2 separate regions of the Homo sapiens genome follow, and region 2 is linked to region 1. Evidence: read pairs that join two places in POLR2A ChIA-PET (ENCODE). Cell type or tissue: MCF 10A. All regions are shown on one strand. Links, peaks and the distances in the headings refer to the core of each region. The heading gives the core; the rest is flanking DNA. Region 1 has its middle 5.1 kb from the start of SNORA40C. Region 2 has its middle 6.6 kb from the start of RPF2.

The links. Peaks named below come from ENCODE experiments on the same cell type or tissue, not always from the same donor. Only the 100,000 strongest peaks of a DNase experiment are listed, where the experiment ranks them.
Region 2: POLR2A ChIA-PET joins it to region 1 with 5 read pairs; 2 of 35 experiments call an interaction of 5 or more read pairs at or near these places.

Annotation. Positions count from the first base shown.
Region 1 is chr6:110,850,906-110,856,287 of GRCh38, reverse strand. It overlaps a transcript of AMD1 not described here. Among named protein-coding and RNA genes, the nearest start is that of SNORA40C, 5.1 kb to the right of the region's middle. In MCF 10A, for the core only: no CTCF peak of the experiment used is centred there; a DNase peak (open chromatin) is centred at 2,007.
Region 2 is chr6:110,972,717-110,978,098 of GRCh38, reverse strand. No RefSeq gene overlaps it. Among named protein-coding and RNA genes, the nearest start is that of RPF2, 6.6 kb to the left of the region's middle. In MCF 10A, for the core only: no CTCF peak of the experiment used is centred there; no DNase peak of the experiment used is centred there.

The DNA.
Region 1 (5,382 bases), core at 56-5,055:
ATGCTCATAAATGAGGAAATCCAGTCATCAGAGATAAGCCATAGCCTGGATGTGTCAACAGATGCAGCAACTGTACAATCCCAGAGAAAGGTGGAGAGAGTAGTGGTCTGACAACTTTGACATCTGTGACCTCTACTTGGGATCTGTGATCTTCCCCTCTGGATTTCTGATCATCCCCTTTTAATTAATTAATTTTTATTTATTTTTTGAGACAAGGTCTTGCTCTGTTGCCCAGGCTGGAGTGCAGTGGTGTAAGCATGGCTCAGTGCAACCTCAACCTCCCAGGCTCAATTAATCCTCCTACCGCAGCCTCCGGAGTAGCTGGGGCTACAGGCATGTGCCACGATGCTTGACTAATTTTTAATTATTTTTGGAGTTGGGGTCTCGCTATGTTGCCAGGGCTGGTCTCCAACTCCTGGACTCAAGTGATCCACCCTCCTTGGCCTCTCAAAGTGTTGGGATTACAGGCATGCATCACTGCGCCTGGCTCATCATCCCCTTTTAAGTTGGGTTAGGATACCTTTCTTTTACTTGTAACCAAAGAATACCTGATGGAACAGTTTTTAAAAGTCCATTTTTGTCACTCTACCTTTTTGCACCTTTCTCTCAGCCTCCAGATCCTACGGATTCCCTGTAATCTGTATAAACTGGTCGGGAGCAGGGAAATAGGGAGAAGACATTTCCTTGAAATGTCCTAGACAAGAGACACCTGCATCCTTCTAGATGCAGGAATTCAGGGGTTCTTCAAGCCTCAGCCTGGCTTGCAGCAGTTTTGGCAGCCTTTGGAAGGCACCAGATGGTCAGCCAAGTGATACATAATCTATGTAACTTTATGCCATTTATTACTTTATAATTGTATCAAACTATAATTTGTAAGCAAATTTTGTTTAAAAGCTATTAACTATGTTTTTCTAATTGTTTTGGTATACTTTTATAAAACAAGGCTATTAAATCCTGGTTGCAGGTTCCTAACCATCAATTTTTTGGTAGATTTAATATATAGTATATAGTTACAGAGTTTTAAGTACATGTGGAAATTTTCAGAAATTTCTCATTTATTTCTTTGATCTCAAGGTTCTTAAAAAGCTGGCATAGGCCAGGCATGGTAGCTCATGCTTGTAATCCTAGCACTTGGGGAGGCCAAGGCCAGAGGATCCAACAAGGCCAGGAGTTCAAGAACAGCCTGGACAATTCTCTCAAAAAAAAAAAAAAAAAAAAAAAAGAGAGAGAGAGAACTTTAAGCCATGCAATTAGAGAATGTGAAGATAATCTACCCAAGTAGATATTTATAAATAAACCTAACCTTCTCATTTTCCACATAACTAGTTTAGCATTATTTATTTGAAATCCACAATTGTAGTTTTCAACTCAGCAAAATCTCATATATACTGTGTATTTAGCACTATGTAATAAGAAAGCAAAAAATCAGGATCCTTCAAATATTACATACATAAAATTTATGAAACTAGGAGTTGCTACATTTCAATATAAACTCAATTAACGAATTTTTTTCCAGAGAATGTAAGAATTACAAACATTTGGCCGGGTGCGGTGGCTCACTCCTGTAATCCTAGCACTTTGGGAGGCCGAGGCTGGTGGATCACCTGAGGTCAGGAGTTCAAGACCAGCCTGGCCAACATGGTGAAATCCCATCTCTACAAAAATACAAAAATTAGCTGGGCATAATGGCAGGTGCCTATAATCCCAGTTACTTGGGAGGCTGAGGCAGGAGAATCGTTTGAACCCGGGAGGCAGAGGTTGCAGTGAGCCAAGATCGTACCACTGCACTCCAGCCTTGGCGACAGAATGAGACTCCGTTTCAAAAAAAAAAAGAAAGAAAGAAAAGAAAGGAGTGATTCTTTTATCCTTTGTACTCATTTGTTTTCCTTTTCATGCACCTTGCTGCCCTACATAAAAGTTAGTTGTAACTCATTTAAATTAAGGTCTCCAGTGTGAAGTGGTGTATTGCTTAACTGGACAGGGCTGTAACCTGAAGTGTAAGAAGGGGAGTGTCCCCATTTCCCAACACAGGTCTTTAGCAATAAAGGTGTGGTACCACCAGTGCTAAAGAATACTATTCTAGTTAAACGTGTTTGTGTTCTGCATCTTCCATTGTGCAGTACACTCTATTATTTATAAATTCTAATCCTTTAGTAAAGAAAAAAAGTAAGAAAGAAAAACAAAAACCACCACCCAAAACCAAAAGCCATCTACAGGCTTTGAAAATTCCTGGACATAAAGCATCAGTCACTGGATTTTCCTTCACCCCTGCCAAGTTCCACCGTCTCAGAACAGGCTTCCCAACAAGAGCTGGGAGAGCAGGGCAGGGAAATGTTGCTAAGTGACATAGGGTTTAGTCGTGCGATGGAGTATTAGAGGACACTTGACATTGAGCCTTGTGCTACTTCACAGCCATTCCACAATATAATGGAAGAGCTGCAATATTATGTAGATAATGGAGGATTGTAGACAGAGTGGCAAAATAGAGAATTCCTAGCTTCAACTGTTAGTTCTGAAAGGTCAGGTAGTTTAAGAATGATGTGTTTAGGCTGGGCGCAGTTGCTCACACCTGTAAGCTGAGCACTTTGGGAGGCTGAGGTGAGAGGATCGCTTGAGATGAGGAGTTCAAGACCAGCCTGGCCAACGTGGTGAAACCCTATCTCTACTAAAAATACAAAAATGGCCAGGTGCGGTGGCTCACGCCTGTAATCCCAGCCCTTTGGGAGGCCGAGGCAGGCGGATCATGAGGTCAAGAGATCCAGACCATTCTGGTCAACATGGTGAAACCCTGTCTCTACTAAAAAATACAAAAATTAGCTGGGCATGGTGGCTCGCGCCTGTAGTCCCAGCTACTCAGGAGGCTGAGGCAGGAGGGTCGCTTGAACCCGGGAAGTGGAGGTTGCAGTGAGCTGAGATCACGCTACTGCACTCCAGCCTGGGCAACAGACCGAGATTCCGTCTCAAAAAAAAAAAAACAAAAAACCCACAAACCCCAAAATTCGCTGAACATGGTAGTACACACCTGTAGTCTCAGCTATTCAGGAGGCTGACGCAGGAGAATTGCTCGAACCCTAGACGTGGAGGTTGCAGGGAGCCAAGATGACACCACTGCGCTCCAGCCGGAGTGACAGAGTGAGACTCTGTCTCAAAAAAAAAGAAAAAAAGAAAGAAAAGAAAAAATAGAAATGCTGTTGTATGCAGGCATACCTCAAATATATTGCAGAGTCAATTTCAGACCACTCCACAATAAAATGAATATTGCAATAAAGTGAGTCACACACACTAAAAAAAAAAAAAAAAAAAAAGTGCTTAATTAGCCAATGATGCAAGTTCAAAAAAAAGGGAAAGACTGATATGGCTGCTTATATCTCTAAAGTTTTCATGTTAGTTCCTTCCGCACCCCAGAATAATCTTAGGTTTAGAACTACTTAATTAACTAATTAATGAATTAAAATGTTTGTTCATTCAGAAAAATATTCATTGACTACCTATAAGGTAGAGTGTTGGGTCAAAGTATGAAAATTGACTCTTACGCTGATATTGTGAGGTTTGCATAAGAAGTTTGTTGTAAAAATGGAAAAGTATGGAGACCAAAGACAGCAATTCTTTGTATTGATTATTGTTTTATTTTATTTCTAAGACAAGGCAAGAGAATGTGCCTTTATTAGATATGACTATGGGTTCCAAAACTGATGTTTCCCAGTTGTTGAAGGAGGTGACCAGGAAGTCTTAACATGAATAGCTACATAATATTAAGAATTCATTATGGGCCAGGTGCAGTGGCTCACGCCTGTAATCCCAGCACTTTAAGAGGCTGAGATGGGTGGATCCTGAGGTCAGGAGTTCGAGAACAGCCTGGGCAACAAGGTGAAACCCTGTATCTACTAAAATACAAAAAATTAGCCGGACTTGGTGGCGTGTGCCTGTAGTTGTAGCTACTCGGGAGACTGAGGCAGGAGAATTGCTTGAACCCAGGAGGCAGAGGTTGCAGTGAGCCAAGATCGTGCCACTGCACTCCAGCCTGGGCGACAGAGAGAGACTCCTTCTCAAAAAAAAAAAAAAAAAAAAAAAAAAAAAAAAAAAAAAATTAGCCAGGCGTGGAGGTGCATGCCTATAGTCAGTAGGGAGGATCACCTGAGGCTGGGAGGTTGAGGATGCAGTGAGCCATGTTCCCACAACTGCACTCCAGCCTGGGTAACAAAGAGAGACTCTTTCTCAAAAAAAAAAAAAACAAAAAAATCTCGTTATGTTACAGAAGATTGCTAGAGTTCTGTTTTAAACCAAAGCTCTTGATTTTACTTTAAATAATTCAATTTATGCACATTTTAAAAAGCGTATTGTTAAGGTGAGCTGCACTTGTTACTTATTTTTTGCATATTCATTCACTATTCTGTGTCTAGGATATCCTTTATTTTTCTCCTGGCAAATAATGTGTCTAAGATAAATGAACAATGATCTTTATTAAGCACTTAATTTATACAAGCTGGGGTGATGTTAAACACTATGTGATTAGAACCAATTTTGAGGGCCAGGTGCAGTGGCTCACACTTGTAATCCCAGCATTTTGGGAGGCCAACGTGGGCAAATCGCTTGAGGTCAGGAGTTTGAGACCAGCCTGACCAACATGGAGAAACCCTGTCTCTACTAAAAATATAAAATTAGCTGGGCATGGTGGTGCATGCCTGTAATCCCAGCCACTCAGGAGGCTGAGTCAGGAGAATCGCTTGAACCCAGGAGGTGGAGGTTGCCGTGGGTGGAGATTGTGCCAATGGACTCCAGCCTGGGCGACAGAGTAACATTCCATATCAAAACGACAACAACAACAACAATGAAAACAACAACAAAAACAAACAAAAAACCCCACAACTTTTCAAAAAAGTACTTATGGCTTGGCATGGTGGCTCACACCTGTAATCCCAATATTTTGGGAGGTCAAGGCAGGGCGATTGCTTGAGCCCAAGAGTTCAAGACCTGCCTGGGCAACACAATGAGACCCCTTCTTTATTAAAAAATAAAAGAAAAGGCCGGGCGTGGTGGCTCATGCCTGTAATCTCAGCACTTTGGGAGGCCAAGGCAGATGGATCACCTGAGGTCAGGAGTTCAAGACCACCCTGGCCAACATGCTGAAACCTCGTCTCTACTAAAAAAATACAAAAATTAGCCGAGCATGGTGGCACATGCCTGTAGTCCCAGCTACTCGGGAAGCTGAGGCAGGAGAATTGCTTGAACCCGGGAGGTGGAGGTTGCAGTGAACCAAGATTGCACCACTGCACTCCAGCCTGGGCGACAGAGCTGGACTCCATCTCAAAAAATAAAATAAAATAACTTCTAAATATTATATAACCTTTTATTAGTTATAATGATCATATATTACCTCTGTAT
Region 2 (5,382 bases), core at 263-5,262, 120 kb before region 1:
CTATTGAGATGATCATGTTGTTTTTTCCTTTATTCTATTAACATTTTGTATTACACTGATTTTCATATGTCCAACCAACCTTATATTCTTGGAATCAATCCTATTTGGTCATGGTGTATGATCCTTTTTATATGTTACTGGGTTCAGTTTGTTGATAGTTTGCTGAGGATTTTTGTGTCTATATTCATCATATTGGCCTGTAGTTTTCTAGTGGAATCTTTGTTTGGCTTTGGTATTGGATCAATACTGGCCTAATAGATTCAGATGGGATGTATTCCCTCCTCTTTAGTTTTTTGGAAAAGTTTGTGATGTCTGCTGTTAAGTGGCAGGACTGGTGGTGATGTTAGTGAGATTTTGCAGCGGTTATTAAGGATTTTTTTTTTTTTTTTGAGATGGAGTCTCACTCTGTCACCCAGGCTGGAGTGCAGTGGTGCTATCTCAGCTCACTGCAACCTCCGCCTCCCAGATTCAAGCGATTCTCCTGCCTCAGCCTCCCTAGTAGCTGAGACTACAGGCGCCCACCACAACACCTGGCTAATTTTTGTATTTTTAGTAGAGACAGGGTTTCATCATATTGGCCAGGCTGGTCTTGAACTCCTGACCTTGTGATCCACCTGCCTCGGCCTCCCAAAGTGCTGGGATAACAGGCGTGAGCCACCGCACCTGGCTAAGAATTTTTTTTTTCAGTAAAACTTTATTAACCCACTCATTATTATCAGAATACAAATAGGAGTACACTGCACAGTGAAGAATTTGCATAGCAAATGAATGACATGAACAAAATATTCAGAAGTGTCACACACTTAAATTGATTAATTCAAGTATTTATTTTCGTGAAAATAATTTGTGAATAGCATGGTCCCTATCATTCTCCCCTTAATAACTTTTCAGTAACATGTTGTACTGACATGTTCAGTAATTGTTGTAAGTTAATACAATTGTATTTCATTTATCCTTAAATTGTAGTTGTTTTGATATATACATGTAATTTGAACTGGCCTCTCATGAAAAAATTCCAAATGAGTATTTAACAGTACAAAGTTACTAATCACCATTTAAAAAAATGTATGATACAGTTGAGTAAAAGTATAGAAAATATTGTTACATTTTATAAATCTAAATATAGGTCAAGTTATTCTTGACAAATTCTTTTGAAAGAAGCTAATACAAACAAATACTAGAGCAGCACCCCCTATAAGAAAGTACATGGTCCTTAGCACTTTGGGAGGCTGAGGCAGGCAGATCTCCTGAGGTCAGGAGTCCAAGACCAGTCTGGTCAACATGGTGAAACCCAGCCTCCACCAAAAACACAAAAATCAATCAGCCAGGCATGCTGGCAGGAGCCTGTAATCCCAGCCACCCAGGAGGCTGCGGCAGGACCAGCTAAGAATCTTTAAATAGGGAGATTATCTTGGATTTTCCAGATGAGCACCAATCTAATGACAATGGACTTTATAAGAGGGAGGCAGAAGTTTAAGAGTCAGAGAAGGAAATGTGATAATGGAAGCAGAGGTCAGAGTGAGAGAGAGAAGATGTAATGCAGCTGGCTTTGAATATGGAGGAAGGAGCTACAAACCAAGGAATTCAGGCAGCCTCTATAACCTGGAAAAAGCAAGGAAAGAGATCTTGATTTTAGCCCCATAACACTGGAACTTACAATTGTTTTTTGTCTTTTTTTTTTTTTTGAGATGGAGTCTCACTCTGTTGCTTAGGCTGGAGTGTGCAGTGGCATGATCTCAGCTCACTGCAACCTCTGCCTCCTGGGTTCAAGCAATCCTCCTGCCTCAGCCTCCTGAGTAGCTAGGATTACAGGCATAGACCACCATGCCCAGCTAATTTTTTTTGTATTTTTAGTAGAGAACAGGGTTTCACCATGTTGGCCAGGCCTGTCTCAAAACTCCTGACCTTGGCCTCCCAAAGTGCTGGGATTACAGGCGTTAGCCACCACGCCCAGCCTTGAACTAAGAATTTGACCTCCTGAACTGTAAGATAATAAATTGATGTTGTTTTAAGCCACTAGTTTGTGGTGATTTGTTACAGCAATAGTGGAAAATAATACAGTTCCCAAATGGGAGCATGAAATAAGAGTACAAAATAAAATTTTTCATACATGATAGTAAAAGAGATCTTATTTTGCATCTGAGAAAACTAGAACCTCTACTATTTTCACCTTCTTATTAATGATACACAAGTATGGCCGGGCTCCGTGGATCACACCTGTAATCCCAGCACTTTGGAAGGCTGAGGGAGGTGGATCTCCTAAGCTCAGGAGTTCAAAACCAGCCTGAGCAACATGGTGCAACCCCATCTCCACCAAAAAATACAAAAAATTAGCTGGGCGTCATGGCATGTGCCTGTGGTCCCAGCTACTTGGGAGGCTGTGGTAGGAGGATCACTTGAGCCTGGGAGGCAGAGGTTGCAGTGAGCAGAGATTGTGCCACTGCACTCCAACCTTGGTGACAGTGTGAGACTCTGTTTCAAAAAAAAAAAAAAAAAGATGCATGTGTATGGCTGCCTTGAACCCATATACCAACTATCAGTAACTACCAGCTACAAATTGACATTAACAAAGGTGTATATTTACTTTGTACTGTATTAATAAAGTAAAATGTACTTATGGGCAATTTTATAAACAGCATTTTCTCATTCCACAGGGAAATAATGGTCAAAGTCATAAAATATAGCAAATTCATCTCCAAAATCAATACAAACATTTCTGGAAGATAATTCCATGTAAACCTTAGACATATTAGGAAAGTTGAATATTTTCACATAAGCTATTGGAACAAGAGGAAATAAGAGATTCTAAAAAATTAAAAACTGCTGCTATACAAATAGAAAAGTATATATCGTCAGTAGTTTCACTGAGCTGGCTGTCTATCCATAAATTTATGATCAGCTGTGCAGTACATAATGAATAAATGAGTGGAGTTGCAAACATTTTTTTTTGAGATGGAGTCTCGCTCTGTTGCCCAGGTTGGAGTGCAGTGGCGTGATCTTGGCTCACTGCAACCTCCGCCTCCTGGGTTCAAGTGATTCTCCTGCCCCAGCCTCCTGAGTAGCTGGGACTACAGGCGCATGCCACCACGCCCGGCTAATTTTTTTGTATTTTTAGTAGAGACAGGGTTTCACTGTGTTAGCCAGGATGGTCTCGATCTCCTGACCTCATGATCCACCTGCCTTGACCTCCCAAAGTGCTGGGATTACAGGCGTGAGCCACCGTGCCCAGCTGCAAACATTTTTTATAATGGGCTTAAGGAATAATTCTCCATGATGCACCTTAACAATACAATCTTTTTTTTTTTTTTTTTTTTTTGGAGACGGAGTCTCACTCTGTCGCCCAGGCTGGAGCGCAGTGGCGCAATCTCGGTTCACTGCAAGCTCTGCCTCCCGGGCTCACGCCATTCTACTGCCTCAGCCTCCGGAGTAGCTGGGACTACAGGCACCTGCCATGACGCCCGGCTAATTTTTTTGTATTTTTTACACGGGGTTTCACCGTGTTACCCAGGATGGTCTCGATCTCCTGACCTTGTGATCTGCCTGCCTCGGCCTCCCAAAATGCTGGGATTACAGGCGTGAGACACTGCGCCCGGCTTTTTTTTTTTTTTTTTTTTTTTTTTTGAGACAGGTTTTGCTCTATTGCCCAGGCTGGAATGTAGGGGCATGATCACAGCTCATTGCAGCCTTGACCTCCCTGGGCTCAGGTGATCCTCCTACCTCAGCCTCCTGAGTAGCTGCAACTGCAGGTGTGCAACACCACGCCCAGCTAATTTTTATGTTTTTTTCTTTTTTGAGACGGAGTCTTGCTCTGTCACCCAGGCTGGAGTGCAGGGGCGCGATCTCGGCTCACTGCAAGCTCCGCCTCCCGGGTTCACGCCATTCTCCTGCCTCAGCCTCCCAAGTAGCTGGGACTACAGGCGCCCGCCACTACGCCCGGCTAATTTTTTGTATTTTTTTAGTAGAGACGGGGTTTCACCGTTATAGCCGGGATGGTCTCGATCTCCTGACCTCGTGATCCACCCGCCTCAGCCTCCCAAAGTGCTGGGATTACAGGCGTGAGCCACCGCGCCCGGCCAATTTTTATGTTTTTTGTAGAGATGGGGTTTCTCCATGTTGTCCAGGCTGGTCTCGAACTCCTGGGCTCAAGCAATCTGCCTACCTTGACTTCGGCCTCCCAAAGTGCTGGGATTACAGACGTGAGCCACTGCGCCCAGGCAACGATATGATCCTTTTAAATTGAAAAGTATTATTTGTCAACAAAAGCAATCCACTGCATTCAGTGTCAAAAGTAGTACTTAGTGGGAGGCTGAGGCAGGCAGATGGCTTGAGCCCGGGAGCTCAAGACCAGGCTGGGCAACTGGCCAAACCCCTTCTCTATTTTTTAAAAATAATATTACTTAATTTTTTTTTAAAAGTAGTACTTAGTGTGATAGCTATACAGGGACTCTGGTTCTAACATTAGCTTTTAAGTAATCCTAGTGAGTTACTAAGGCAATTAAATGGCAAAGAAATTCATAAATGAAATTCTAGTCTCACAAAATATTACATAGTTAAAAAATAAGACTTTATTTTACTAAATTTGAAACACTTATAAATAGGTAAGGAGCTTAACATGTATGTTTTCGTCAGAATTTAAGATTTTATTTTCCTCTTCAATTTAAGGTAGAACTACACTATCGTGTAGATGAGTTTCTTTTGCAAGATTACAAATCTCAAGAATATTCCACTTCTTTATACTTTTAATAGAGATGAGGTCTTGCTATCTTGCCCAGGCTGGTCTTGAACTCCTAGTTTAGGCAGTCCTCCTGCTTTGGCCTCCCAAAGTCTGGGATTACAGGCATAAGCCACCACGCCTGGCCTACTTTTTAATATTTTTCATGTTTTCTAAAATACATATGTATCAGGCCGGGTGTGGTGGCTTACGCTTGTAATCCCAGCACTTTGGAAGGCCAAGGCGGGTGGATCACTTGAGGTCAGGAGTTGGAGACCAGCCTGGCCAACATGGTGAAACCCCGTCTCTACTAAAAATACAAAAAATTAGCCGGGCATGATTGTGCACGCCTGTAATGCCAGCTACACGGGAGGCTGAGGCAGGAGAATTGCTTGAATCCAGGAGGCAGAGGTTGCACTGAGCCGAGATTGCGCCATTGCACTTCAGCCTGGGCGACAGAGAGAAGACTCCATCTCAAAAAATAAAAATAAATAAATAAAATACATATGTATCAATTAGTATTATGTTTGGCTATTACAGAGAGTGACCTAACGAAGAGAGTAGCTTATTTCTCTCTTAGGTAGAAAGTGGCAAAGCCTCTGCCTTCTCTGCCTAAACAGCAGCAATAGCTACAGGTTTGGAAAGACATTCACAATCACAGGACCCCAACA